Linked DNA regions of Homo sapiens: regions 1, 2, 3 and 5 are each linked to region 4. Evidence: chromatin loops called from intact Hi-C (ENCODE). Cell type or tissue: heart right ventricle. All regions are shown on one strand. Each heading gives the region's core, and the rest is flanking DNA. Links, peaks and the distances in the headings are about the cores only.

Region 1 (6,168 bases), core at 914-4,913, 52 kb before region 4:
TGGACTCTCCACGCACACACACAGACCCACGTACCTGTCTTAGTTAGGAGTTGTTTACGAGGAGCAGAAATGGACTCCAGCTGCCTTAGGTGGATTGAGTTAGACTCTCCGAACACAGTCCTTCATCACAGGGGCCTCCAGATGCAGGAACGGCACCCAGCTGGGATGCGGAGGGACCAGCCTGGGGTTTCAGGAGCAGGTCGCTCTCGGGCTCCTTGGGGGCTCTGCAGCTTCTCTCGTTCGCTCCTCTCTGACTCTGGTGTCTCTCCTGCCCCTCCTTATCTGTCCTCCTCTCCGTCAGCTCCATTTCTCTCTGCTGTCCCTGGCCCAGCAAGGCGACCCCTGCCTGCCCTTGACGTGAGTTTATGGTTCTCACCTCCACTGTCAGCTCTTCAGCACTCCTCTACCTGCTCTGCATCCTGCCACGTTTAGGAAATGATGATTGCTTGTCTGCGGAGGTAAAGGGATGAGGCAGCTGGCCGCCAGAGGACAAGGACGTGGAGGGAGGGAAGAGGGAGTCCAGCGGCCCCTGAGGCTGAGAGGGCCAGTGCGGTGCCCTCCTGGAGCCTGCTCCTAGCACGCTGGTTGGGAAGCTCCCATCTTTTTTTTTTGTCTGTCGTCCAGGATGGAGTGCAGTGGTGCGATCTCAGCTCACTGCAACCTCCGCCTCCCAGGTTCAAGCAATTCTTCTGCCTCAGCCTCCTGAGTAGCTGGGATTACAGGTACCTGCCACCACGCCCAGCTAATTTTTGTATTTTTAGTAGAGATGAGATTTCACCCTGTTTGCCAGGGTGGTCTCTAACTCCTGACCTCAGGTGACCCACCTGTCTCGGCCTCCCAAAGTGCTGGGATTACAGGCGTGAGCCACTGCGCCCAGCTGGGAAGCTCTGGTCTTAGTGAATCCGTCTTTGTATCCACTTTCTGAACTTCCAGGAGAGAGCGTGATTGGTCTTAGATCAAGCGTGCACACCCACCATGATTGCCTGCCGTGGAACAAAGGGTGTGGGTGGGGTGGGGACTGCCGTCCCAGGGGAGGGTCTAGAGAGGAAGCCGGAGCCTGTTACATACCAGACAGGCTCCCTTCCTTTCTCGAAGGCGAAGACCTTTGTCTTGATCTGACCCCATACCGTCTGGCACAAATGCCTGGTAGGTTTGAGATGCTCAATAAGTGTTTATTGATGAAAAAGGACCAGGCACATGTGTGGTATGGAGCCGACGTCCTGCTGAGCAGTGGATAGGTACTTGGCCTATCCAGAAAAACCTCCGTCATCTCCACCACCCCTGGCGATCTGTCCTCAGACCACACTTCAGCCTCTCTGTCTGATGCATCTGACATCCAGGGCCATTCCTGCTGCTGTCCGCTTTCTTGTTAGCTTCTGAATCTGCAAACAGAGAAGGTAACCAGGAGGCAAGCTGCCTGTGTCTCTCAGTAGGAGGCATTTGGAACCAATCGTGTGGTGGCCCCTTTGAGTTCGCTGTTTGGAAGTAAAGTGACATGCACGAATACTGACTGCATTGTAAAAATGGCTTTCCGGCCAGAGCCTTGGACTTTGTGTTTTGATGGAAACGCCCATCTAAATTTCCTGCTTTATTTTTTCTTAATGACCAGGCACGAACCTGGCAAATGCTACTATTTTTTAAATCCTGCTCGTGTTAAGCCGTAGCAGTACCTTTTAGAGACAAGAAATCAGCTGGGCGCAGTGGCTCACGCCTGTAATCCCAACACTTTGGGAGGCTGAGGCGGGCAGATCACCTGAGGTCAGGAGTTTGAGCCCAGCCCTGGCCAACATGGTGAAACCCTGTCTCTCCTAAAAATACAAAGAAATTAGCCGGGCGTGGTGGTGGGTGCCTATAATCCCAGATACTCAGGAGGCTGAGGTAGGAGAATTGCTTGAAGCCAGGAGGCAGAAGTTGCAGTGAGCCGAGATCGTGCCATTGCACTCCAGCGTGGGCGACACGGCAGGACTCCGTCTCAAAAAAAAAACAAAACAGGAAATCAACGTTCAGTAATTGGAAATGAATCGTCAGGGGTTGACGTCCTCCTGAGGGTGTCAGGGACCACAGAGAACCTCTGCTTAATTCGTAGTGTTTCATCTTCGATCCTTCACTCGCCCCGTTTTGTAACAACTTTATGTAGCAGAAAGAGAGACGAGAATTGATGTTGGTCTGGAAGAAGTGGGGAACGTGATACTTTGTTCTGTATTTACTCCTATATTTATTTCTTTATTGGGCTTGTAGCTGTTTTTTCTTATTCTACATCAATCACTTGGATGCATAAATTCAAAGACATATGTTTGCGGGTCTCACACATCTGTCTTGAATTTCATCTTTTCCACCCTGTCTTCTACTTTCCAAACAATTTACCTCCCCTCTCTCTCTCTCCCTGCTGTTACTTATTTCATTGTGTGACGGAACCCTTTCATTTCAGGAGCTGGTGGAGGGAAAGAATGCAAGCCACAGTCCGTTTCTATATAAAGGCATCTTTGGTACTGGGTGGTCACAGTTTCTTAGTGTCGGACACGATTCCTTTTGCTGTGGACGTGGCTGGTCCGTGGCAGTGGGGCTGAGGCTGTTTGCAGAGCTGTGGACACGCCTGGCTTGCCGGATTCCCAGTGAGGTGACATTACCGCTGTGGACCGGTCCAGGCCAATTTAGAGAAAGCCTTCACGTGCCAGGCTCCGTGCAGAACGGTCCCTTCTGACTTTTTTCTTTGATCTCTTTTTCCAGGCTGGGAGTTTCTCACATCATTGTAAATATTTCCTCTCCCCTCCTTGTCATTTGGCCCAGGGCTCAGTGGGGACTTCCTGAAGCAGGAAAGTGATCAACACGGGGTTTATAACTGGGCACTGGAAAGTTCTGCCAAGAAACAGAGCTTTCCACGCAGCCGAGAAGGGAAAAAAAAAAAGCCCTTGTGAAATAACAATCAAATAGGAAATTGAGAAGGGAGCTGTGCCGAGTGCTAGTGGCTCCGCGGGGGGACAGGTACGGACGGTGCCGAGATGACAAACATCTCCGTGGTTCCCACCAACCACACTTCCTGCTCTTCTGTTCATTTTGCAGAGCGGACACGGAAAAGCTCACCCTGCCGACTTGGAATTTATAATAGCATTTGGGGCGGTAGGCGCTACGTAGTCACATTCCTCATCTACCAGAAGCTGCGGAAAGTTTCGAGATGATTTGACTATGTGGGATATGATGAGGTTTCTCTTCAAATAATCTGATCAATCTTTTATTCTTTAATTCATTGTACCCCTCCACCCCCACCATTTTTCTCCTTTTTTCTCCTTTTCCCTTCTCGCCTTTGTTAAGTGCCCAGCATGCCACAGTACCAAGCGTTATCAGTACCAGCTCACATTCCTTTCCTTATTTAAAGAAAGACTAACTTTCTGGCTCATTACAGACACCCCTTCCCCTTTCCCTCCACTTTTCTTTAACGTACCCACCCTATCTAAAAAAAAATCAAATGTTTATCCAACTGGGATTAGTTTATATTATAAGACCCGACTCCGGCCAATAAAAAAAGGGTACAGGGGCAGGACTTGTGTCAGGAATGAAGGCTTTTGTGCCCCTTTGTTCAGGTGTGCTCTCATGGCGACTGGCCAAAGGGGCACCCCTCTGTGCAAAAATAAAACTGCTTTGCTAAAAGTCCTTTGTTCGTGTGTTCAATTTCCTTAAAATTTTTTTTCTTTTTTCTTTTCTTTTTTTTTTTTTTTTTTGAGACAATTTCTCTCTGTCGCCAGGCTGGAGTGCAGTGGCACGATCTTGGCTCACTGCAACTTCCACCTCCCGGGTTCACGCAATTCCCTGCCTCAGCCTCCCGAGCAGCTGGGATTACAGGCGCCCACCACCACAGCTAATTTTAGTAATTTTAGTAGAGATGGGGTTGTCTTGGCCAGGCTGGTCTTGAACTCCTGACCTTGTGATCCACCTGCCTTGGCCTCCCAAAGTGCTGGGATTATAGGCACAAGCCACCGTGCCTGGCAATTTCCTTAAAATTGTGAGCATTATTCCTAACACCTAATTTTTAAAACCTTATTTATTTATTTATGAGATGCAGTCTCGCTCTGTCCCCCAGGCTGGAGTGCAGTGGTGTGATCTCGGCTCACTGCAACCTCCGCCTCCCAGGCTCAAGTGATTCTCTGGCCTCCAAGCAATTCTCCCGCCTCAGCCTCTCGAGTAGCTGGGATTACAGGCATGAGCCACCACACCCGGCTAATTTTTGTATTTTTAGTAGAGACGGGGTTTTGCCATGTTGGCCAGGCTGGTCTCAAATTCCTGACCGCCTGGCCTCCTCCTCGGCCTCCCGAAGTGTTGGGATTACAGGCGTGAGCCGCCACACCCGGCGTATTTGCCTGGTTTCTTTTCTGCTGAGGAACCATGACAAATGTGTGAAAATGGAATATCCGCCTGCCTATGGCTCAGGCTGTGTCTCCAGGTCAAATGTGAGGAGCTGGTAGCACACATCAGCATCCAGCTGATTGGCCTGACTGTCATCATCAGCATCCCCATTTATTGAGTATCTCTCACGTGTAAGGCACTGAAGATACAAAGTGGTCTAAGATGTAGACCCTGAAGGGCCTCGTCTTATGAGGGAGAGGTGAGATGGTCTTTGGATGTCCAGCCTGTAAGGGTGATGATGGTAGGATTCTAGAAGGGTGGAATTCTCTCTCTGATGTTGAGTCCCTAAAGGTGATGACGGTAGGATTCTAGAAGGGTGGAATTCTCTCTCGGATGTTGAGTCCATAAGGGTGATGACGGTAGGATTCTAGAAGGGTAGAATTCTCTCTTGGATGTTGAGTCCCTAAGGGTGATGATGGTAGGATTTTAGAAGGGTGGAATTCTCTCTCGGATGTTGAGTCTGTAAGGGTGATTGATGATGGTAGGATTCTAGAAGGGTGGAATTCTCTCTAGAAGGGTGGAATTCTCTCTAGAAGGGTGGAATTCTCTCTCACTCTCAATTCAGTGGATCACCTCCCGTGTTCCCATAGTTTATGAAGTTGACCTTTCTCACTGGAGCTTCTCACTGTAGCAGCTGGTCCTAGGAGTTCTCTCCCGTGCTGTGAGTCTGTGCTGGACGTGTCAGTCAAGTGCTATGTTGGAAATTACTAGAAAATCAGCCTGGAGCTCTGGGGTGCTGGGATGAGCCCTGGTGTCCTGTCCTCGGGCACCTGCACTGACCCTGTCTCCTGGGGGTAGGTCTGTTTTCAGGCATCTTGGCATGGATTTTTGTTTTCATTAAAAAAAACAGGCTGGGTGCAGTGGCTCATGCCTGTAATCCCAGCACTTTGGGAGGCCGAGGCGGGCAGATCACAAGGTCAAGAGCTTGAGACCAGCCTGGGCAACATGATGAAACCCTGTCTCTACTAAAAATACCAAAATTAGCCGGGTATGGTGGCAGGTGCCTGTAATCCCAGCTCCTCAGGAGGCTGAGGCAGGAGAATCGCTTGAACCTGGGAGGCGGAGGTTGTAGTGAGCCAAGATCGCACCACTGCACTCCAGCCTGGGTGACAGAAGGAGACTCCATCTCAAAAAAAAGAAAAAAAAGAAAAGAAAAAAAGAAACCTTGTACGTAGAAACCTACCATATATTTGTATTTTTTGCAAAGTCCTTTCATTGGCCTTCACATGCGATCGCCTCATAGCTTGTTCCGAGCCACAGGAGTGGATGGGCTGGGGTTAGGGTGAACTGGTGACATCTCCCACCTTCCAGCTAAGGAGGGCAGGACGGGACGTGTGATGGCCTGGTCTCCACCTTCCAGCTAAGGAGGGCAGGACGGGACGTATGATGGCCTGGTCTCCACCTTCCAGCTAAGGAGGGCAGGACGGGACGTGTGATGGCCTGGCCGCCACCTTCCAGCTAAGGATGGGTGGGACGGGACGTAGGATGGCCTGGTCTCCCACCTTCCAGTTAAGGAGAGGCAGGATGGGACGTAGGATGGCCTGGTCTCCACCTTCCAGCTAAGGAGGGCAGGACGGGATGTATGATGGCCTGGTCTCCACCTTCCAGTTAAGGAGAGGCAGGACGGCACGTAGAATGGCCTGGTCTCCACCGCCTGGTCTCCACCTTCCAGCTAAGGAGGGGCGGGACGGGACGTATGATGGCCTGGACAGGCGTGTTTTTGCAGCAGATTCCCCAAAGCGACAGGGAATGACCGTTTTCCCTCCACGG
Region 2 (4,000 bases), core at 1-4,000, 260 kb before region 4:
GCTCCTGTCACCTTGGCTTCCCAGGAAGGAGCTCCCCCTTCACCCACCCACCCCCAGCTGCCTCCTCCTGCAAGGTCAGCTGTGCCTGGATAAGGAGGAGCTTTGGGCCGGGCACAGTGGCTCATGCCTGTCATCCCAGCACTTTGGGAGGCTGAGGCAGGCGAATCACCTGAGGTCAAGAGTTTGAGACCAGCCTGGCCAACATGGCAAAACTCTGTCTCTACTAAAAACACAAAAATTAGCCGGGCGTGGTGGTGGGCACCTGTAATCCCAGCTACTCAGGAGGCTGAGGCAGGAGATTGGCGTGAACCCGGGAGGTGGAGGTTGCAGTGAGCCGAGATTTTGCCATTGCACTAGAGCCTGGGCAACAAGAGCGAGACTCTGTCTCAAAAAAAAAAAAAAAAAAAAGATAAAAGGAGCTTTGTTGGGGTCCCCAGGATCTGGGAGTACGCTTTGCCTGACTGTGGTCACCCACTTTATGCTTATCTCCTCTCTTCAGAGTTACCTGTTCCTACTGTCCTCGGACTACGAGAGGTCAGAGTGGAGAGAAGCAATTCAGAAACTACAGAAGAAGGGTAAATTCCTGCCTCTTCCACGCTCCCCAATGATGTCCGTGGCATTGATGGGCCTTTTGTATTTCTAAGCGTTTCATGTCCAGTATCACGTCTTTGGCCCTCGCAGTCACCCTCAGAGGTGCCAGGGTGAGCGTTTAAGGATGTTACGGATTAATTGAGACCCAAAGAATCTAACTGATTGGCTGAAAGACATGATGATTTAGTCCTGGGACTGGACCCAGAGCCCAGCCTGGGCTTTCTCTCTCTCTCTACCTCTCTCTCTCTCTCACACACACACACACAGAGACACACACACACACACACACACACACATACACACATACACAGAGGCTGGGTACGGTGGCTTACGCCTGTAATCCCAGTCAGGAGTTTGAGATCAGCCTGGGCAACGTGGTGAAACCCCGTCTCTACTAAAAACACAAAAATTAGCCAGGTGTGGTGGTGGGCACCTGTAATCCCAGCTACTCAGGAGGCTGAAGCAGGAGAATCCCTTGAACCTGAGAGGCGGAGGTTGCAGTGAGCTGAGATCACAGCACTGCACTCCAGCCTGGGCGACAGAGTGAGACTCCGTTTAAAAAAAAAACGAAAACAAAACGCATACACCACACACACACACACACACACACACACACACACACACACACACACACACACACACACAAACCTCTTCAGTTAGATTCTCCTACTCTGACCCCTCTCGCAGCATCTACACCAGTCCTGCTGTGTCCACAAATCCTTCCCCCTCCCTCGCAAGGACCAAGTCTGCCCCAGGGATTAAGCCGTCTTCCTGCAGCAGCCCCCAGGGAAGAGCAGCCGGTCCTGGTGGACCAGTGCCCACGCTCCCTTCTCTCTCGGCTCTCCCTCCAGATCTCCAGGCCTTTGTCCTGAGCTCAGTGGAGCTCCAGGTGCTCACAGGATCCTGTTTCAAGCTTAGGACTGTACACAACATTCCTGTCACCAGCAATAAAGACGGTAAGCTCGGGAACCAGAGGTGGCCCAACCGGCAGGTCCCAGCCCTCAGAGCGTGGCCGGCTTCCCGTAAGGACTCAGACAGACATGTGGCTGTAAATGGCTGATCCCTGCTCGGCTGTGCTGAGACTGTTGAGTGGCCAGGACACAGCTTGGGTAGGGGTGACTGTCTACTGAGTTCCCAGATGACCCCAGCTTTTCCTTGGGCCCCTCTGTCTGGCTTGGGAGAACTGGCACCCTGGTGCACTGAGATTGTGCTGTTAATATATTCATGAGAGAGCAGACCCGGTAGATAAAATGGTGTATGGGAAATGAGGCTGGAAGTTTCCAGGGACCAGCTCTTGAAAGGCCTTGAATCCCAAGCAAGGGAGTTTGGAATTCATGCTGTAAGCCCGGGAGTCTGGGGGGGTTTTGAGCAGTGGGGAGCTGTGATCAGGGCTGGGAACTGACCGGAGTGGGTGTATTCTAGCTGCCTGTGTGCTGGGAAAGGGTCCACTTTGTGAACGGGGTCCTGAAGGCAAGCTTTCCTCGACATAAATCATTAGCAGAATGATTTATCATATTGGTCAGTTTTCAGTGCCAGGATAGGCAGGATTTGGAGGGAGAGACAGTACCCATGGGGAATGGTACTAAGTCCCTGGGCCAGGATGGTGGGTGTGCTGGACCCCCCCAGGCTGAGTGGAGGAGAGAAGGACCCCCTAGCCCTACCCCGGGCAGCTCACATATAAGGCCGCCGTGGCCTTCGGAAACTTTTTCATCTGGCCACCAGGTGGTGATGTTGGACCAAGACTCAGCTGAGTCTCATACCCCGTCTGCCTCCCGCCGGCCTGGGGTGGAGGCTGAGGGGATCCGCTGACCACCCTCTGCCCTGGGGGCTTTTCTCTCTTGCAGACGATGAGTCTCCAGGACTCTATGGCTTCCTTCATGTCATCGTCCACTCTGCCAAGGGATTTAAGCAATCAGCCAGTAAGTGCCCTGGCCAGGACGAGGTTGGGTGGGCCATTGTGGATTCTGCACTGCTCTGCCCAGGATGGGGCCCTGCCAGCACGCCTTTAGACATGGGGCATTCCCCTGGAGGCCAGAAACCAGCTCCTCTTGGCAGGGAGGTCACCCCTGGCCTTTGTCTCCAAAGTCCTCTTTCTCAAGCCCTCCCTGAAGCTGTCTGAAACCTAGGGGCCGGGCGCGGTGGCTCACCCCTGTAATCCCAGCACTTTGGGAGGCCCAGGCGGGCGGATCACGAGGTCAGGAGTTCGAGACCATCCGGGCCAACATGGTGAAACCCCGTCTCTACTAAAAATACTAAAATTAGCGTGGGCATGGCGGTGGACGCCTGTAGTCCCAGCTACTTGGGAGGCTGAGGCCAGAGAATCCCTTGAACCCGGGAGGCGGAGGTTGCTGTGAGCTGAGATCATGGCATTGCACTCCACCCTGGGCGACAGAGCGAGAATCCGTCTCAAAAAAAAAAAAAAGAAACCGAGTGCGACAAACACGTGGACTCCAACTTCATATCTGAGGGCGACAAACACGTGGACTCCAACTTCATATCTGCCCATGACAAGCTGTGTGACCTTGGGCAAGTTTCTTAACCTCTCTGGGCCTCCACTAAAAGGCAGTCACGCTTGTGAATTTTGACCCGAGAGCAGGCTGGGATATGATCGTGTGTGTGCAACGCTGGTGTGCTGCCACGCTCATCGCTTTTTCTCCCCTTCCCCCTTGTGGGTTCCTCATACTAAATCTGTTTTTAGTGTCTCACAAAGTAGGATTGCACTTTTTAATTTTTAAAAAATTTTTTTTTAGAGACAGGTTCTCCCCATGTTGGCCAGGCTGGTCTTGAACTCCTGGGCTCAAGCCATCCTCCCACCTCAGCCTCCCAAAGTGCTGAGATTACAGGCGTGAGCTGCTGCGCCCGGCCTGGTTGCGCTTTTTATCTACCTGTTATCCACACGGGAATCTGTGAGTCAGTTAGACAGCTAATAGTTTCTACCCATTTGCCAGAGGAGGTAACCGAGTCACAGAGAGGAGAAAAGACTTAACATCACAGAGGATCAGAAACCCTGACTCTCTCCCTCTCCACCTGCCCCTCCCACTCCCTGCTCTTCACTGGCAGGTGGGGTCTGCCCTCACCCCTCCCTGCAGCGCCCCACACAGAGGTGACTCCCCGGGCCGTTAGAGCAGCCTTTCCCAGGAAGCCTCCCTGAGTTCCTGGGGGCAAACTGGCCTCCCTTCTTTGTCCCTTCTTTGTGCCCACATCCCCTCAGGTTCCTTGTGCCCCCATCCCCTCAGGTTCCTTGTGCCCCCATCCCCTGAGGTTCCTTGTGCCCCCATCCCCTCAGGTTCCTTGTGCCCCCATCCCCTGAGGTTCCTTGTGCCCACATCCCCTGAGGTTCCTTGTGCCCCCATCCCCTCAGGTTCCTTGTGCCCCCATCCCCTCAGGTTCTTTGTGCCCCCGTCCCCTC
Region 3 (4,000 bases), core at 1-4,000, 250 kb before region 4:
AGCCGTGTCTGCCATTGACGGGGGACCGGAGTTAGGCACACGGACCAGGCGTTTGCTCTTCTGCCCGAAAGACTTAGGGTCCTGCTGGTTGGCTTGGGGGGAGGGGGGTCTCTGACTTGTTGTTAGGGTGGCCGGACCTTACTCAGCTGCGTTGGGAGTCTGTGGCTTCGGGTGGGGACTCTGGGTGTTAGTAGAGGCTGCACCTCGGGTTAAGGGTATTTATGCTTCTGGGTGCGGTGGCTCACGCCTGTAATCCCAGCACCTTGGGAGGCCGAGGTGGGTGGATCACGAGGTCAGGAGTTCGAGACCAGCCTGGCCAACATGGCGAAACCCCATCTCTACTAAAAATACAAAAATTAGCAGGTCGTGGTGGCGGGCGCCTGTAATCCCAGCTACTCAGTAGGCTGAGGCAGGAGAATCGCTTGAACCCAGGAGGTAGAGGTTGCAGTGAGCTGAGATCGCGCCTGGGTGATGGAGTCAGACCGTGTCTCCAAAAAAATAAAAATAAATAAAAACAGCATTTATGCCTCAACTGTGCTTTTGGCTCCCTATAAACATATATAGGGAAAAGGCCTCTGTGTGTGCAGCCTGTGTCTCTGAAACATTCTGCCAATTTTGAAGATGGCTGCTATTCACCAACCTATTAAGAGAAGTAGGCTTGGGAGCGGGAAAAGGCGTGACGTGGTGGAGCCGCTCACACTCCCGTCTGGTACCTCGTGTGGCCTCGTGCTGTGCCGCAAGTGGTCTGGTTTGGGGGTAGATTCTGTGACCATGAAATGAAGGGAGACGGTAACTGACCCGTACTGAGGTTGAGCCTCGGGCGTTGGGCGTGCTGAGCTTCTTGACAGTGGCCGCAGACGTGATCCAGGCACAGCTGGGCGCCGAGCTTCTTGACCGTGGCCCCGGACGTGATCCAGGCGCAGCTGGGCGCCGAGCTTCTTGACCGTGGCCCCGGACGTGATCCAGGCGCAGCTGGGCGCCGAGCTTCTTGACCGTGGCCCCGGAGGTGATCCAGGCGGCAGCTGGGCGCCGAGCTTCTTGACCGTGGCCCCGGACGTGATCCAGGCGCAGCTGGGCGCCGAGCTTCTTGACCGTGGCCCCGGACGTGATCCAGGCGCAGCTGGGCGCCGAGCTTCTTGACCGTGGCCCAAGAGGTGATCCAGGCGCAGGCTGCGATGGCTCCGTCTACAACAGGGAGCTGAACGATGCTTTTTAGCAGGAAGCATTTGTTCTCTGATGCATTGTCATGGCCACCGAGTTTGGTATCTGGCTCTTACCTGCAGGTCCTTGGTAGCATTGCCCCTGGGGAGCTGTGTGGGTCTCCCACTCGCTGCCCCATCTCAGGCTCCAGTGTTTGAACCAGGGGCCCCACGTGGAGGGGCCTGGCCTCTGCCGCATACGCCCCGTGTTCCTAAACACGTCTCTTTCCGATGCTGTGGGGTCTGCACCCTGCTTCTCAGTACTCGTCACTAGGGAGACAGGGCTGCCAGGCAACTGCCAGCCAGTCCTTCGTGATTTAGGAAATGGGCTCTAGAGATTCAGTCCCTGGGACCTGCTCTCTGTGGGGATAAGGGGAGGGAGCCCCATCTCCCTGTCCCTGGGCTGGGCTAGAGGGACAGGCACGGAAGGGTTCTGGGCTGGCCTGTGCAGCCCCAGGAGACGCCCAGGCAAGAGACGAGTGGTCGCCACGCCACACTCCCTGGGCCACTGGTGGCTGTGGAATAGAAGAGTTACAAGGATGTGCCGGGCAGCCAGCCCCGTGGGCACGGTGGGCCCCAGCCCCTCGAGAACTCAGCTCCCAAGGCCCGAGGGCACATTCCCCCACCTGGACTTCAGCCCCATTGCTTCCCTCCTTCTCACTCAGCTGCACAAGCCCCGGGGGAAACACACCATCAGTCACTGCAAGCCTCTTGGAGACAGGAGCAGATGGAGGCAGTGGGGGAGGGAGGAAGCCAGGTTATGTTTGGCAAAGCAGAAGGCAGAGTCTGGTAAGGAAAATGTTTCTGTGTTTAAGCTTCGAGGAATGTTAAATGCCTGGGAGTTGATATTAAAAGAAACATAAACCTTCCTGCTGCCAGCTGACCTGGGCCTGTGAGCGGACAGTTCAGAGCCAGAGTCCCCTGCAGGCCTTTGAAGTCCCCCAGCACTCAGCATGCCAAGGCCCGGCCCTGGCCCTCCGCTGCAGAACCATCTCACCAGCCTGCCTTTGGTGGGGGAGGCATGCCCCAGGGGCGGGCTGTGGCTTAGAAAGTCTCGCCCCGTGACTGCCCTCAGAGCCACCGTGGATGGCCAGGCTGGGTGACGAGTCCACACGGAGCTGTTCCCACGAACCCGGGCCCCACGGAGCCACGGAACGGTCTGTCCCCACAGCTTGTCTCTGCCTTCACTCCGGCCACACATCTAAGGAAGGGAGCTGGCACTAGCCTCTGGAATGCAGTCTTTCTGCCCGCCAGCAGGCGCTGAGGACATAGTCGGAGGTGGCTTTGAGATAGGGCCCAGCCCTCGGGGATATTCAGGGGGCCTGTAGGAAAGGCAGGAGGAGGAGGGCAGTCTCTGAGGCCCCCACTTCTCTCTAAGCCCCCTCCCAGCAGCCCATCCAGAGAAAGCAAGGGGCCCTACGGCCTAAGCGCAGGCATTTGCTGCTGTGATGAGGCCCCCACTCTGGGTCGCCTGATGGGGCAGTGGGGCAGGAGTCTCAGCGGCGGGGTGGGGTGGGGGAAGCATTTAGTGACAGACAGACGGCAGCATGCGTCACCAATGTGTGTCCAGCACTTGTGCTCCTGGAGGCCGCTTCCCAAATGCCATCTCCTCGTGTGATCCTTGTCGTGATCCTCCAGGGAGAATGACAGTCCCTCCTCCCCATCTTACAGATGAGGACACTGGGGTACTGAGGTTAAGTACCTTGGCCAAGGCATCTCTGCGTATGGTATGTGGGAAAGGCCATGTTCCCTCCTCTGTGCCATGTCCCCACGTCTCAGGCCTTTGTCAACGAATCCCCCAGCCCGGACAGAGGGCCGTGGCATGGCTAATGGCCTGGAGAAGCAGCTGAGGTGCTGCTTTATGGCATAAGGTGAGCGTCCTTTGTCTTGGAGTCCTCTGGGCAGGGGACACTTGTGCCTGGTGCCCCTGGGAGGAAGGAGAGGAGCACGTGCGGGAAAGAGCAGGAGGCCGAGGTGGGCTGATCACGAGGTCAGGAGTTCGAGACCAGCCTGGCCAACATGGCAAAACCCCTTTCCTACTAAAAATACAAAAATTAGCCAGGCGTGGTGGCACGCGCCCATAATCCCAGCACTTTGGGAGGCCGAGGCGGGCGGATTACAAGGTCGGGAGTTCAAGACCCGCCTGGCCAACATGGCGAAACCCTGTTTCTACTAAAAATACAAGAATTAGCTGGGTGTGGGGCCCACGCCTGTAATCCCAGCACTTTGGGAGGCCGAGGCGGGCGGATTAGGAGGTCGGGAGTTTGAGACTCGCCTGGCCAACATGGCGAAACCCCGTCTCTACTAGAAATATAAAAATTAGCCAGGGGTGGTCGTGCGTGCCTGTAATCCCAGCACTTCGGGAGGCCAGGGCGGGGGGATCACCTGAGGTCAGGAGTTCGAAACCAGCCTGGTCAACGTGGTGAAACCCTGTGTCTACTAAAAAAACAAAAATTAGCCAGGCGTGATGGCGGGCACCTGTAATCCCAGCTACTTGGGAGGCTGAGGGAGGAGAATCACTTGAACCTGGGAGGTGGAGGTTGTAGTGAGCTGAGATTGCTCCATTGCACTCCAGCCTGGACAAGACAGAATGAGATTCTGTCTGGGGAAAAAAAAGAAAAGAAAACAGCAGGAGGGGTACTTAGCATGCGTCTGTGAGGTCCCCAGCCCAGGAGGGGGTCCTGGCCTCCAGGGACCCACTGTCAGATTGGAAAGACGAGTATATTGGTCCATGTTCTCCAGTGAGAAGAATGCTAGATGTCAGCCACAATAGCCGTACACACATAAGCGAGCCCAGGACG
Region 4 (6,168 bases), core at 1,895-5,894:
TGGGTGGGATGAATGTGGCCGACCTGAATGTGGGAGGTGGCAGGATTTCTCTCCATGTATCATGATGGCCTCGGAGGAAAGGTGGGTTCTCTTAGCAGCTGCTTACCTTTGGGGCAGGAGGAACAAAGTCCAGCGAGGGGGTTGCCCTAAGTCATTGCAACTGGATTCTTGACACCAGAATTCCCCTTTTAGAGTGGGTCTGTAGCTTCCTTAAGACCCGTGGGGAAGGTTTACTCCAAAGGTTCAGGTTTATACAGTGACTGCTTTGCGGGAAACCGTTAGGGAAGAATCACTTCTGAGTGTCAGGGATCGATAGTGAGAGGTCGTAAAGGCCACAGATGCAGGCGAAGTGGGTGGCATGATAATCCCCGCCAAGCAGCTCCACCTTCAGATTCTTGTTGCTAATTGGAAGCAGGTTCAGCACCAGCTGTGGCATATTCAAGGGCTTCCTCCGGCAGCCAGGAAAACCAGGCCCTGCAGGTGGAGGCTGGGGGCGGCTGTGAAAACGCCACTCTGTGGTTCCCAGATTTGTGTTTACCACAGTGACTTCCAGATCCCATCCATTCATCCTCACAACAGCGATGAGGGTTTTTTTTTTTTTTTTTTTTTGAGACAGAGTCTCGCTCTGTCGCCCCGGCTAGAGTGCAGTGGCACGATCCCAGCTCACAGGTTCAAGCCATTCTCCTGCCTCAGTCTCCCAAGTAGCTGAGATTACAAGCGACACCACCGCGCCTGACTAATTTTTGTATTTTTAGTAGAGACGGGGTTTCGCCATGTTGGCCAGGCTGGTCTCGAACTCCTGACCTCAGGTGATCTGCCTGCCTTGGCCTCCCACAGTGCTGGGATTCCAGGCGTGCGCCGGCACAGCCAGCCTGTTGTTGTTGTTTTTTTTAACCTGTCTTCCCAACATTAAAAGCCTGTTGAAGAAAAAGGGTATGTTTTCCACATTGAATTCCTAATTGGGAAAAAAAATACTAAAAAAAGAGAAAAGGGTATGTTTGGGACCAGCACATACAGCAGATGAAAACCAGCTTCTTTTCCAGAGCGAGGTGACTTCCTGCTCTTGCTTTTCGCCCCTTGGTACGTCCTTGAAATCAATGGCCATCACTTACCAGAACGCAGGGAGCGAGTGCTGTGTTGGCATCGGCCAAGCTTCAAATAGTAATTTTCAGCCAGACTTTGTTTTTTCCTGTTGCCTAATTAAAGACACTGAAAAGCTGTTCTCCCCTCCTGCTGCCTTGTTCTAGGACAGCAAACTGAATTCAGGAACAATACAGACGGAGCCGGATGTGGCCCAGGAGCAGATGCGCGGGACCTAACACGGTGTTGCCCCGTGCAGCTTAGGGAGGAAATGCAATGTATGAGAGGACACACGTCTGGGAACCCTGCACACTGGGAAGCGTAGTACCAGCAGGGCCCTGAGCGAGGGCACACGCTGTTGACGGTGCCGTTGCCCTGGGCAGGCCCATGTGTTGTGCGCGCTGTGGGTGGCTGTGCACACAGGCCCGCAGGTTCAGGAGTAGCACTGAGCAGGGGGCTGTGAGCTCAAAGGATCTTTCCAGTTTGCCCCGAAGCAGCTGAATGAGAGAAGTGGGCACTTGGCTACACCCCTCACTGCTGCCGCCAGCAGACGAGGGCACACGCCCTGCTTCCTCCAGGCTGCGGCTGCGCAAGGGAAAATTCTTTGGGAACAAATAGCTGTTGACCAGTAGCTTCATTAGTGCTGGGAATATAACATGAGGGCGTTCTAGGTACACCTCGTATGTGAGCGCATGAAGACAGGTAAGTATGCCTACTGCCATTTTTCAAGGCGTGTGTCTCACCCCCTTGGTGCTTTGGGACACTTCCCAAGCCCGAGAATGTGTCAGGAGGTTTGGGTGGAACTGTTGGGTTTCTGTTAAACGATACACAACTCGTGAAAGACTCTGTCCCCAGGTCTGTAGGCCAGTGTGCAATCCAGAGGCAGAGACGGCCTCCAGTCCGGATTCCGGGTGCTTATGCCTCACTCACATGAGGAAGTCACCCACAGGTGCTAGAATGACGACACAGTAGGAGACGTGATCTCAGGGCCAAAAAATCCATCTCTCGAATGTCAGAGGACATGGAGGTCCTACTTGGCAGGCTTGCAGTGAGTACGCCCCGCCCTCGGCATCTCAGAGGAGCAGGGAAGGGAGGCTGAGGCCGGAGCTTGCTGCAGCCGTCGGCTCCTCCCTCCCCAGCCTTGTTCCCTGTTCCCTTCCTGCATTTCTTTTTTTTTTTTTTAAAGACAAGAGTTTCACTTTTGTCACCCAGGCTGGAGTGCAGTGGCACGATCTGACTCACTGCAACCTCCGCCTCCCACATTCAAGCAAGTCTCCTGTCTCAGCCTCCCAAGTAGCTGGGACTACAGGCACACGCCACCACGCCGGGCTAATGTTTGTATTTTTAGTAGAGACAGGGTGTCGCCATGTTTGCCAGGCTGATCTCAAACTCCTGACCTCGTGATCCGCCCGCCTTGGCCTCCCAAAGTGCTGGGATTACAGGCGTGAGCCACCGCACGCGGCCCCCTTCGTGCCTTTTGAGGAAGCAGCAGCCTTGGTCATGGCCCATAAGAACTCAGACTTCAACTGAAAAAAGTGGCTCTTCCCTACACAACAGTCCAGGAAGCTGGATATTGGGAGTGTGGTGAGACGAGAACTGACCCATCCATAAGCTATTCTGGATTCTCTGTCACTCTCAGCCGTGGAGCATCAAGCAGGCTTCCTGAAGCTTCGGGAGGACCTGGCTTCAGCTGCTGTCTCAGCTGCTCGAATGTAACATGGTTCCGTAGTTGAGACTTCAGTCATCCTGAGCAATAAACCAGCTCATCCACTAACTTGGCTCCTAGCTTATTACATGTGTGCACTCCCTGCACTGATGAAAACAGGAAACATGGCGGGCGCAGGGGCTCACGCCTGGCATCCCAGCACTTTCGAGGCTGAAGCAGGAGGATAGCTTGAGGCCGGGAGTTCAAGACTAGCCTAGGCAACGTGGCAAAACCCCATCTAAAAAAAAAAAAAGAAAACAGAGGAAACACAATCATGGAATTTTTAAGGTGGCAACATGTTTTCTTAAAAACAGGTGAGCCTGTCAGCTCTGCTCCTGAGGGAGAGGTAGCTTGGTCAAGAGGGCAGCCCCAGGCCCTGCAGTACAGCTGGTGATTTTCAGCCCAGAGCCCTGGAACCTTGGATGGGGAGTGTGTGTGAGGGCTGTGCGTGGTAGAATGGCAAAAGTGGGGCTAAGTGTGGCCCAGCGTGGCTGGTGCGGACATCTGGGGTTGCTGTCAACCCCGGGGCAAGCAGCGGAAGGTCCCAGGTGAACGGCAGGTCCCCAGAGGTCTGTTTCTCCTCTGGACCTTAATGACCAGGCTCCCAGCCAGGAGCCAGCGGCTGGGGCGAGGGGAGAGTGATTTCAACGCTCTCTGCCCCGAAGCAGGAACCGAAGGGCCAGCCGGTGGGCACCCAGCGTGAGCTCCAGGCACATCTGGACACCTATGCTTTGCCCAGAGTTGCTTTTCTCAGAGGCTGCAGTCACAGGGAAAAGTTGTGACGGTCTTTCCTGCTATTTCCCGTTCGTCCTCTTTCGCCTCCGTTTTTGTTCCCATGTCTTCCTGTACTCCGGGTTCTTTCTTCTGAGGTGGTCTGGGACAATCTGGATGGGTCTCCGGCTTTAACACCCCGGAGCACAGACAGCTTGCAAAATGCTCTCTGGTGGAGGGAGACTTCACTCCATCCTCTTTTCCTCCCTTTTCAACGATTTAAATCCAGGAAAAAATCGCAGCCCCGCCCTTCAGCACTGGGGTGGTTTTGGAGGTGTCGCCTGCCACCTCCTGGCAGACGCCACTGTGACAGCTACGCCACCACACAAAGGCGCGGGAGCGTGGCCAACATCCTGACAATGTTTGTCTCTCGGCCAAGCAGTGTTTTCCTTGTCAAATGTGGCTCGTTTTTTATTCCTGTTTACTGGGGAAATGGTGACAGAACAAATGTCAGACTCAAAACTGAGAATTCAAGGTAGTGATTTTCCAGAATCACTCAGCAAATAACAACCATCTGTTCCCCTGTATTCACTGAAGAAAGGACAATTTGCCTCCCTCCTGCACCCTCCCTCGTCCCTACTAAATTATACCCATGAATATATAAAGTGAACTGAAGGCACCGTGGCATATAAGCCACGGACTCTAAAGCAAAGGGATGTAAATTTCTTTTCCCTCTCACACCCAGGATAAAATGGGCTTAGAATTACTTGTCAGTGTTGGCCGGGCACTGTGGCTCACGCCTGTAATCCCAGCACTTTGGGAGGCCGAGGCGGGTGGATCACGAGGTCAGGAGATCAAGACCATCCTGGCTAACATGGTGAAACCCCGTCTCTACTAAAAATACAAAAAATTAGCCGGGCGCAGTGGCTCACGCCTGTAATCCCAGCACTTTGGGAGGCCAAGGCGGCGGATCACAAGGTCAGGAGATCGAGACCGTCCTGGCTAACACGGTGAAATCCTTTCTTCACTAAAAAAACACACAAAATTAGCCAGGCTTGGTGGCAGGTGCTACTCGGGAGGCTGAGGCAGGAGAATGGCGGGAACCCGGGAGGCAGAGCTTGCAGTGAGCCGAGATCGCGCCACTGCACTCCAGCCTGGGCGACAGAGTGAGATTCCGTCTCAAAAAAAAAAAAAAAAATTACTTTCCAGTGTTTACATTGCTTTTTCTAAACAAGGACAAGGTAATACATGGTTTATTCTTTCACTGTTATTTTGTAACGAGTCAGTGGGAGTATAACCCGGGGAACAAATCCCACGAGATTGGTTTTAGGCTGGAAAGATGTGAGCTTCCTTTTCGTGACTCCTGCTGCTTGAGCACTGTCCTGAGGTGTCTGGGGAGACTGGAGTGGGATGGATTTGCATTCTCCAGGCCGCCTTTCCGCCTGTCCTCTCTGCACCAGCCTTTGGGAGCAGTGTTGGGGGGACACTTGCATTGCCCATTCATGTGGAGCTCTGGGCAGGCCCAGACCACAGTGGGGCTCCAGAGCAGATGTTCAAATATTCAGATGTCAGCCTGGGAGGACACTGTCCCTGCAAACACCCCTCCCCCAGGGGAGAGCAATCCCAACCTGCCCCTTGGCACGTGAATCATGCTTGGTCATTTGGTTTTACTAGGAAGAGGGAGTTTGACTAGGAAGTTGGGGGAGTAGAAGAGAAAGAAGGTTTCTCCTGGGCACACCAGCAACACACTTGACCTCCCTGGAGTGAGCAGTGTCCAAACCATTACGGGAGCCGCTGGGCAGAGGGGTGTGGGGAAACGCTTCCTGTGTTGTCTTCAACTCCAACTCTGTGTGGCTGCAAAAGCAGTGCTTTTTTTTTTTTTTTTGAGACGGAGTCTCGCTCTGTCGCCCAGGCTGGCGTGCAGTGGCGCGATCTCGGCTCACTGCAAGCTCCGCCTCCCGGGTTCACGCCATTCTCCTGCCTCAGCCTCCCGAGTAGCACCTGCCACCACGCCTGGCTAATTTTGTGTATTTTTTTAGTGAAGACAGGATTTCACCGTGTTAGCCAGGACGGTCTCGATCTCCTGACCTTGTGATCCGCCGCCTTGGCCTCCCAAAGTGCTGGGATTACAGGCGTGAGCCACTGCGCCCGGCCTCCCGAGGTGCTGGGATTACAGGCGTGAGCCACTGCGCCCGGCCTCCCGAGGTGCTGGGATTACAGGCGTGAGCCACCGCACCTGGCCAGCAGTGCTTAAGAGTCCCATATTCCACCCACCCACCCCATCCCCACAGTTCCTTATAGATACATTGATGACCATCAGCACTTGCCCTGACACCCTGGCTACATCCTGGTTTGGCCGCTAGTAGGTAAAGATCCAGCTTGCCCTGGGCCCTGGAGGGGCTGAGAGAACAGAAGGGTCCTGCCGCTGTATTGTGGGCGTTCATTCTCAGAACCTTGGCCTCTAAACATTGGGGGATGAGACGTAAGTAGGACTAACACAGGGAACCAGGAAACAGTGACACTTTCCTGACACATGCAGGGTGAGGCTGCCGATTTTGAAATTCAGTTTTCCGCATAGACTTCCGTCTCTGCAAAGTCCTCAAAAAGGTATCTGCAGAGGTGCCAAGAAGGTCTGACATGGCCTGTTGAATTAAGCCGTTTCTATGGATACA
Region 5 (6,168 bases), core at 1,309-5,308, 85 kb before region 4:
AAATAGGAAGTTGGCCAGGTGTAGCCTTCCCCAAGTAGCTAGGACTCGAGGTGCACGCCACTACACACAGCCAAGTTTTATTTTTATCTTTTAGTGGAGACGGGGGCTCACGCCTGTAATCCCAATGCTTTAGGAGGCCAAGATGAACAGATCACCTGAGGTCAGGAGTTCCAGACCAGCCTGGCCAACATGGTGAAACCCTGTGTCTACTAAAATTAGCTGGGCGTGGTGGCGGGCGCCTGTAATTCCAGCTACTAGGGAAGCTGAGGCAAGAGAATCGCTTGAACCCGGGAGACAGAGGTTGCAGCAAGCCAAGATCGCGCCACTGCACTCCAGCCTGGGCGACAGAGCAAGACAACGTCTCAAAAACAAAACAAAGAGGCCGGGTGCGGTGGCTAACGCCTATAATCCCAGCACTTTGGGAGGCCAAGGCAGGCAGATCACGAGGTCAGGAGATCGAGACCATCCTGGCTAACACGGTGAAACCCTGTCTCTACTAAAAATACAAAAAATTAGCCGGGCATGGTGGTGGGCGCCTGAAGTCCCAGTTACATGGGAGGCTGAGGCAGGAGAATGGCGTGAACCCGGGAGGCGGAGCTTGCAGTGAGCCGAGATTGCGCCACTGCACTCCAGCCTGGGTGACAGAGCGAGACTCCATCTCAAAACAAAACAAAACAAAACAAACAAAAGAAACCCCTGCAATTGAGGCAGTTGGGGCAGAGACGGGGGAGGGCTCCGCCTCATTCAGGAGCTGTCTAGGAAGTGACTGAGCAGAAATGAGGAAGAGAGAAGCATGGGGAAGGACTGCCAGGTTTCTGGTTTGGGGACACTGGGTGGAGGGTAGTTGGTTCCATTCATGGAGACAGGGAACCATGGCAGGGAAAGGCAGGGAGGGAGGGAGGGGAGGTGGTCACTTGTGGGAAGGTGGCCGTGCTCAGGAGGCAGCACCCTGTGCCCACGCTGGAATTCTCAGTTACCTGGCTCTAGATGAGATGAAGACAAATTATTTTTTTCTCCTTCTTGTTGGTATGAGTTCTTTTTTTAGGTTTAATTTAACACAATAAAATTCATGGTTCTTAAGGACCCAGCTCAGTGTGTTTGAACAGCTGTTATACCGATATGAACAATTATCCAAACAAGACCAAGAACATTTCCATCTCCCTGCACAGTCCCCTGCTGAGCCTCTCTGGTGACTCCCCCTCCCATCCGTCGCTTTGGTTTTCTGTCACTGTAATTTAGTTTTGCCTGTAGACCGTCATGGAAATGGAATCGTACAGTCAGTGTTATTTTGTGTCGGGCTTCATTTGCTCAGCATGATTGTGAGGTTTATCCTTGTTTTTGTATACATCAGTTTGTTCCTTCTTATTGCTGAGAAGTGTCCCATTGGACGAGCATCTTGTCACAGTGTATCCATTCTTCCAATGATGGATGTATGTGAGTTGTTGTCAGTTTGGGGTGGGGAAGGCTGTTATAAACATTTTTATGGACTTAAAAAAATTATCTTGGGTAAATACTGATGAGTAGGAATCCTGAGCGGTAGAATTCTGAGTCGATTATCAGGTAAATGAACATTTACCTTCATAAGATGGACCAAACGGTTCTTCAAAGTGGTTGTACTGACCAGGCATGGCGGCTCACGCCTGTAATCCCAGCACTTTGGGAGGCCAAGGCAGGCAGATTTCTTGAGCCCGGGAGTTTGAGACTAGCCTGAGCAACATGGCGAAACCCCGTCTCAATGGAAAATTTTCGAGTGTGGTGGTACGCGTTTCTAATCCCAGCTACCCGGGAAGCTGGAGGATCACTTGAGTCTGGGGTGCTGCGGCGAGCTGAGATCGCACCACTGCACTCCAGCCTGGGTAACAGTGAGATCCTGTCTCAAACAACAACAAAGTGTTTGCACCATTTATGTCCCCGGCAGCGGAGTGTGAGACTCGCACTTGCTCCACGTCCTCACCCGGGTTTGATACTGTGGGTGTGTTTTACTTTTGCTATTCTAGTCAGTGTGAAATCATTTTAATTTGCATTTCCTTGATGACACCTTTGCATATTCTTACTGGCTGTCCACCTATCTACTTTCTGGACGTGTCTGTTCATATCTGCTTGTTGAGAGTGTGCACTCCCAGAGCCTGGGCCACGGCTCAGCTACCTGCCGTAGATGGGGCAGGAGGGAAGGAGACGTTTGCAGAGATTTGAACCACAGGAACCAGTCAGCCCCTTGGAGCCCTGGCCCAGGCTGTGGGATTTTCGGAGGAGGCCTTCCATTTTCATCTGTCCTGTTATCAAACCAACTGCATTACTTAGTGTCTGCTTGGAAGTATCTGTCCTTCGCAGTCAGCTTACTCTTTTGGCCAAAAGGAAGCTCTGCTCCTAGATATGGATAAGGAATTTGACAGATCTCCAGCCCTGCCCCCTTAGGAGAAGGCCAGCCCCTCTGCTTCTTCCCCTGTGAGTGGACGTCCTTGGATGCATTAGCTCAGGCGAACTTGGAAGATTCTGTGGGTTTTGTGTGGCCTATTTTGAGTCTCATTGTTTGGCTTTAATCAGAAAAATAAACACTTATTTTTAATTTTCTCCCTGGCCTGGCTGAGCTAGGTTCAAACGATCTTTTTTAACTTGACCACATGTGAATGACCGGAAATGATGTCCTGTTGGGGAAATGGGTCATTTCCAAGATTTTCTCTCCAGGAAAAGTGTAACTTATTAGTTTCCTAAGAAAGGCTCTAACAGGCCACAAAGAAGTTCTTATTAAGACGTTTTCTCCTTTTATGTGGTCCTAATCACAGCCTTATCACAAACCCCAGCCCTGGTTGTTAATCCAAGGTATTTAGTTCTTGTATTTTATATACAAGGAAATAAAGAGACGCCTCCCTCACTCCTCCGCCCCCGGAAATAAAGAGACGCCTCCCTCATTCCTCCGTCCCCAGGAATGATTCGCCCAAGGGTGGGTGTTGTCTCCGGGGACCAGGATCAGGAATTACGCCCTGAATAAGGATAAAGACCTTTTTTCCCTTCACTGAAACAATCATTTTAAAAAATTTGCTGTGATCTCACTTTTTTATTTTAAATTCCTTTAATGAAACCTCACCCTCAAACTTGATACATCAGAAGATTTGCTTGGACTAAAAGTGGAATTTCCATCTTAACCACATGGCTCCGAGGTTCTGCTCTCAGGATGAATTGGGCTCCATGTCATTTTGTTTGTCACTTTCTTCTCGGACCAGCGCAGTGGCTTCACCACAGTGGGCACTGTGGTTGGATTCCGTACCTGTGAGAGAAGTTTCTAGAATCCTTTGGCTTGAAATACACATACTTGGCCACATTCTTTCTTCTGAACCGTCTTCTGTTGCCGCCCCCTGCCGGAGGCTAGAAAGAGACACCTGCAGAAAAGCTCCTCCCACCAGCTCTCCTCCCAAGATGCAGAAAGGTGACGCCCGCCAAACCCCAGCGGGTTCCCAAGAGGCCTTTGTGTTGGACGCCTCCTGCTTCTCAGTCAATGAGTCGTGTCCTTTCCCTGCTTGCCAGAAACCTTTAGCTCCACGGGTTTAAAACCAGACTCGTGGCCGGGCGCGGTGGCTCATGCCTGTAGTCCCAGCACTTTGGGAGGCCGAGGCGGGTGGATCATTTGAGGTCAGGAGTTCAAGACCAGCCTGGCCAACTTGGTGAGACCCCGTCTCTACTAAAAATTCAAAAATTAGCCTGGCATGGTGGGCGCCTGTAATCTGAGCTACTTGGGAGGCTGAGGCGGGAGAATCGCTTGAACCTGGGAGACGGAGGCTATAGTGAGCTGAGATCGTGCCACTGCACTCCAGACTGGGTGACAGAGTGAGACTCTGTCTCAAAAAAAAAAAACAAAAAACCAAAAACCAAAAACCAAACCAAAACAAAAAAAACCCAGATTCCTTTCCCTGCTCTTCACTAGTTTTTCTTCCGCTTTGTTCTCTCCTTCTCCTTCCCTCTCTGTCTACTTGTTGTTTTTTTTGAGACAGAGTTTCTCTCTTGTTGCCCAGGCTGGAGTGCAATGGCGCGATCTTGGCTCACTAAAACCTCTGCCTCCCGGGTTCAAGTGATTCTCCTGCCTCAGCCTCCCGAGTAGCTGGGATTAGAGGCGCCTGCCACCACACCTGGCTAGTTTTTGTATTTTTAGTAGAGAGAGGGTTTCGCCATGTTGGTCAGGCTGGTCTTGAACTCCTGACCTCAGGTGATCCACCCACCTCAGCCTCCCAAAGTGCTGGGATTACAGGCGTGAGCCACCGCACCTGGCCTGTCTACGCATTCTTTCATTAATTTGTTCTTTAAACACATATTAGAGCTTTTAACTGGCTCTGCGTGTTTTTTTAGGCTCTGGTTATGAATAGGGTCTCACTGACGCATCTACCCAAGCTACAGGCCTTGACATTCTCATTTCCCCCCATTCACTGGGTTCAATCAGGTTGGGGCACTATTGTTTCACTAGTCCCTTAATGAGTCCACCAACTTCCAGTCTCACCCTGTCTACACAGCTCCCAGAACAACCTGGCTACAGTACCAGTTGTTCACGTCACTGCCCTATGGGCCAGCCCTCATTACGGGTGGATCCAACCCAAACTCCCTGGCGTGGACTTCAAGGGCACCCCCTCCCCTGCCCCCAAACCCCACCTTCAAGGGCACCCCCTCCCCTGCCCCCACACCCCACCTTCAAGGTCCCCCCACCCCCGCCCGCAAACCCCTCCTTCAAGGGCACCCCCTCCCCCACCCCCAAACCCCACCTTCAAGGGCAACCCCTGCCCCGCCCCGAAACCGCACCTGGCCTTCTAGCATCCTCACCTTTGCACACTCTGCTCAGCCACACTGGTCGACCCCCAGGGTCCCCAGACACATCGCCCATTGCCGTACCTTGGAACCTTTGAGCATGATGGCCCCTGCTCCTGGGATTCCCTCCGCTTCTTCTCTCTCCGATGAGGTTGTGTACTAATGTCAGCTGTACACGTTGTCTTTTCAGCATGTTACCTCCTCTCAGAAGCCTGCCCCCACGCTGTGCAATGGTCGCTGTGCAGATCTCTGTTACGGCGTCATTGCCTGCATTCTACTTAGCTCTCGTCTGTCTCCCCTCCAGACTGTGCCCCCAGGGCTTCCAGGTCTAGCCTCATTTCTAATAGTTTGTTGCCACGATGTCACGAATTAGAGCCCTGTCTGTTAGCCCACAGGGCTCCAGCCTCACCCTCTCCCACAGCTCCCGTGGCCCTCCTAGCAGCCTTCAGAGCTTCATGGTTCACAGTCTGGAAAAACGTGTGCTGAGCTCTGCCTGCCTCTTGCTGTTTCTTGGATGCCTCGCCCTATCCCACTCCTGGCCTGCCTGGTGAAAACCGGTTCATTCTTCACAGAGCAGCTCAGACGCTACGGCCTTTCCTCTTCAGTCGCTCTAACTCACAAGGTTAGATGGTAAAAATAACGAGTATTTTGTAAAGCACTGAGCGTGTGCCCCAGACATTGTTCTAAGCATCTTCCCCGATTTCCTCTATGTGCCAGTAGTATCGCGCTTTTCCTGTATCCTAATAGTTTATGTACGCGTCCGTCTTCCGTATGGGGCTGGGCCTTCCATAAAGGAAAGAAAGGCTCGTGTATCAATTATCTTTCTGTTCCCAGCCTTTAGCACAGGGCTTCACACGTAGAAGGAATCCAGTAGTGGCTGGTAAATGCAGCTGTTTGAAAAACACAGTCGCGGCCGGGCGCGGTGGCTCACGCCTGTAATTCCAGCACTTTGGGAGGCTGAGGCAGGTGGATCACGAGGTCAGGAGATCGAGACCATCCTGGCCAACATGGTGAAACCCCGCCTGTACTAAAAATACAAAAAATTAGCCGGGCTTGGTGGCGGGCGCCAGTAGTCTCAGCTACCAGGAGGCTGAGGCAGGAGAATGGCATCAACCTGGGAGGCGGAGCTTGCAGTGAGCCGAGATCATGCCACTGCACTCCAGCCTGGGCGACAGAGTGAGACTCCGTCTCCAAAAAAAAACAACACCGTCGCTGTTCCCATAGTTGTTTAGTACGTTTGTTTAATATATTAAGAATTAGTTTTTTTGTTTGTTTTCGAGACAGAGTTTCACTCTGTCACCCAGGCTGGAGTGCAGTGGTGCAATCTCAGCTCACTGCAACCTCTGCCTACTGGGTTTAAGTGATTCTCCTGCCTCAGCC

What was found. A loop is a pair of places that touch in the nucleus more often than their neighbours do. Peaks named below come from ENCODE experiments on the same cell type or tissue, not always from the same donor. Only the 100,000 strongest peaks of a DNase experiment are listed, where the experiment ranks them.
Region 1: a loop joins it to region 4, with 4 times the contacts of the local background. A loop is called at or near these places in 17 of 110 quality-filtered maps.
Region 2: it touches region 4 in a loop (5-fold over the local background); 48 of 110 quality-filtered maps call a loop at or near these places.
Region 3: a loop joins it to region 4, with 2.3 times the contacts of the local background. A loop is called at or near these places in 47 of 110 quality-filtered maps.
Region 5: it touches region 4 in a loop (2.3-fold over the local background); 22 of 110 quality-filtered maps call a loop at or near these places.

The regions. Positions count from the first base shown.
Region 1 is chr17:843,962-850,129 of GRCh38, reverse strand. All of the region lies in intron 1 of NXN (nucleoredoxin), which reads left to right. LOC124903894 (a long non-coding RNA gene) reads left to right here. Exons shown (of 2, transcript XR_007065574.1): 2 at 3,061-3,645. Among named protein-coding and RNA genes, the nearest start is that of MRM3, 65 kb to the right of the region's middle. In heart right ventricle, for the core only: no CTCF peak of the experiment used is centred there; no DNase peak of the experiment used is centred there; H3K4me3 peaks cover 2,614 bases; H3K27ac peaks cover 2,729 bases.
Region 2 is chr17:1,054,545-1,058,544 of GRCh38, reverse strand. It overlaps ABR (ABR activator of RhoGEF and GTPase), which reads left to right. Exons shown (of 23, transcript NM_021962.5): 12 at 500-575; 13 at 1,443-1,547; 14 at 2,436-2,510. Among named protein-coding and RNA genes, the nearest start is that of MIR3183, 34 kb to the right of the region's middle. In heart right ventricle, for the core only: a CTCF peak has its summit at 2,311 (motif pointing right); a DNase peak (open chromatin) is centred at 2,314; H3K27ac peaks cover 1,346 bases.
Region 3 is chr17:1,045,691-1,049,690 of GRCh38, reverse strand. All of the region lies in intron 16 of ABR (ABR activator of RhoGEF and GTPase), which reads left to right. Among named protein-coding and RNA genes, the nearest start is that of MIR3183, 25 kb to the right of the region's middle. RefSeq lists an enhancer at 513-1,398. In heart right ventricle, for the core only: a CTCF peak has its summit at 2,463; a DNase peak (open chromatin) is centred at 2,331; H3K27ac peaks cover 3,332 bases.
Region 4 is chr17:792,689-798,856 of GRCh38, reverse strand. No RefSeq gene overlaps it. Among named protein-coding and RNA genes, the nearest start is that of MRM3, 13 kb to the right of the region's middle. In heart right ventricle, for the core only: a CTCF peak has its summit at 3,854 (motif pointing left); a DNase peak (open chromatin) is centred at 3,856; H3K4me3 peaks cover 1,116 bases; H3K27ac peaks cover 2,133 bases.
Region 5 is chr17:876,977-883,144 of GRCh38, reverse strand. The region is part of intron 1 of NXN (nucleoredoxin); the gene reads left to right. Among named protein-coding and RNA genes, the nearest start is that of MRM3, 98 kb to the right of the region's middle. In heart right ventricle, for the core only: a CTCF peak has its summit at 3,357 (motif pointing left); DNase peaks (open chromatin) are centred at 2,387 and 3,414; H3K4me3 peaks cover 467 bases; H3K27ac peaks cover 3,171 bases.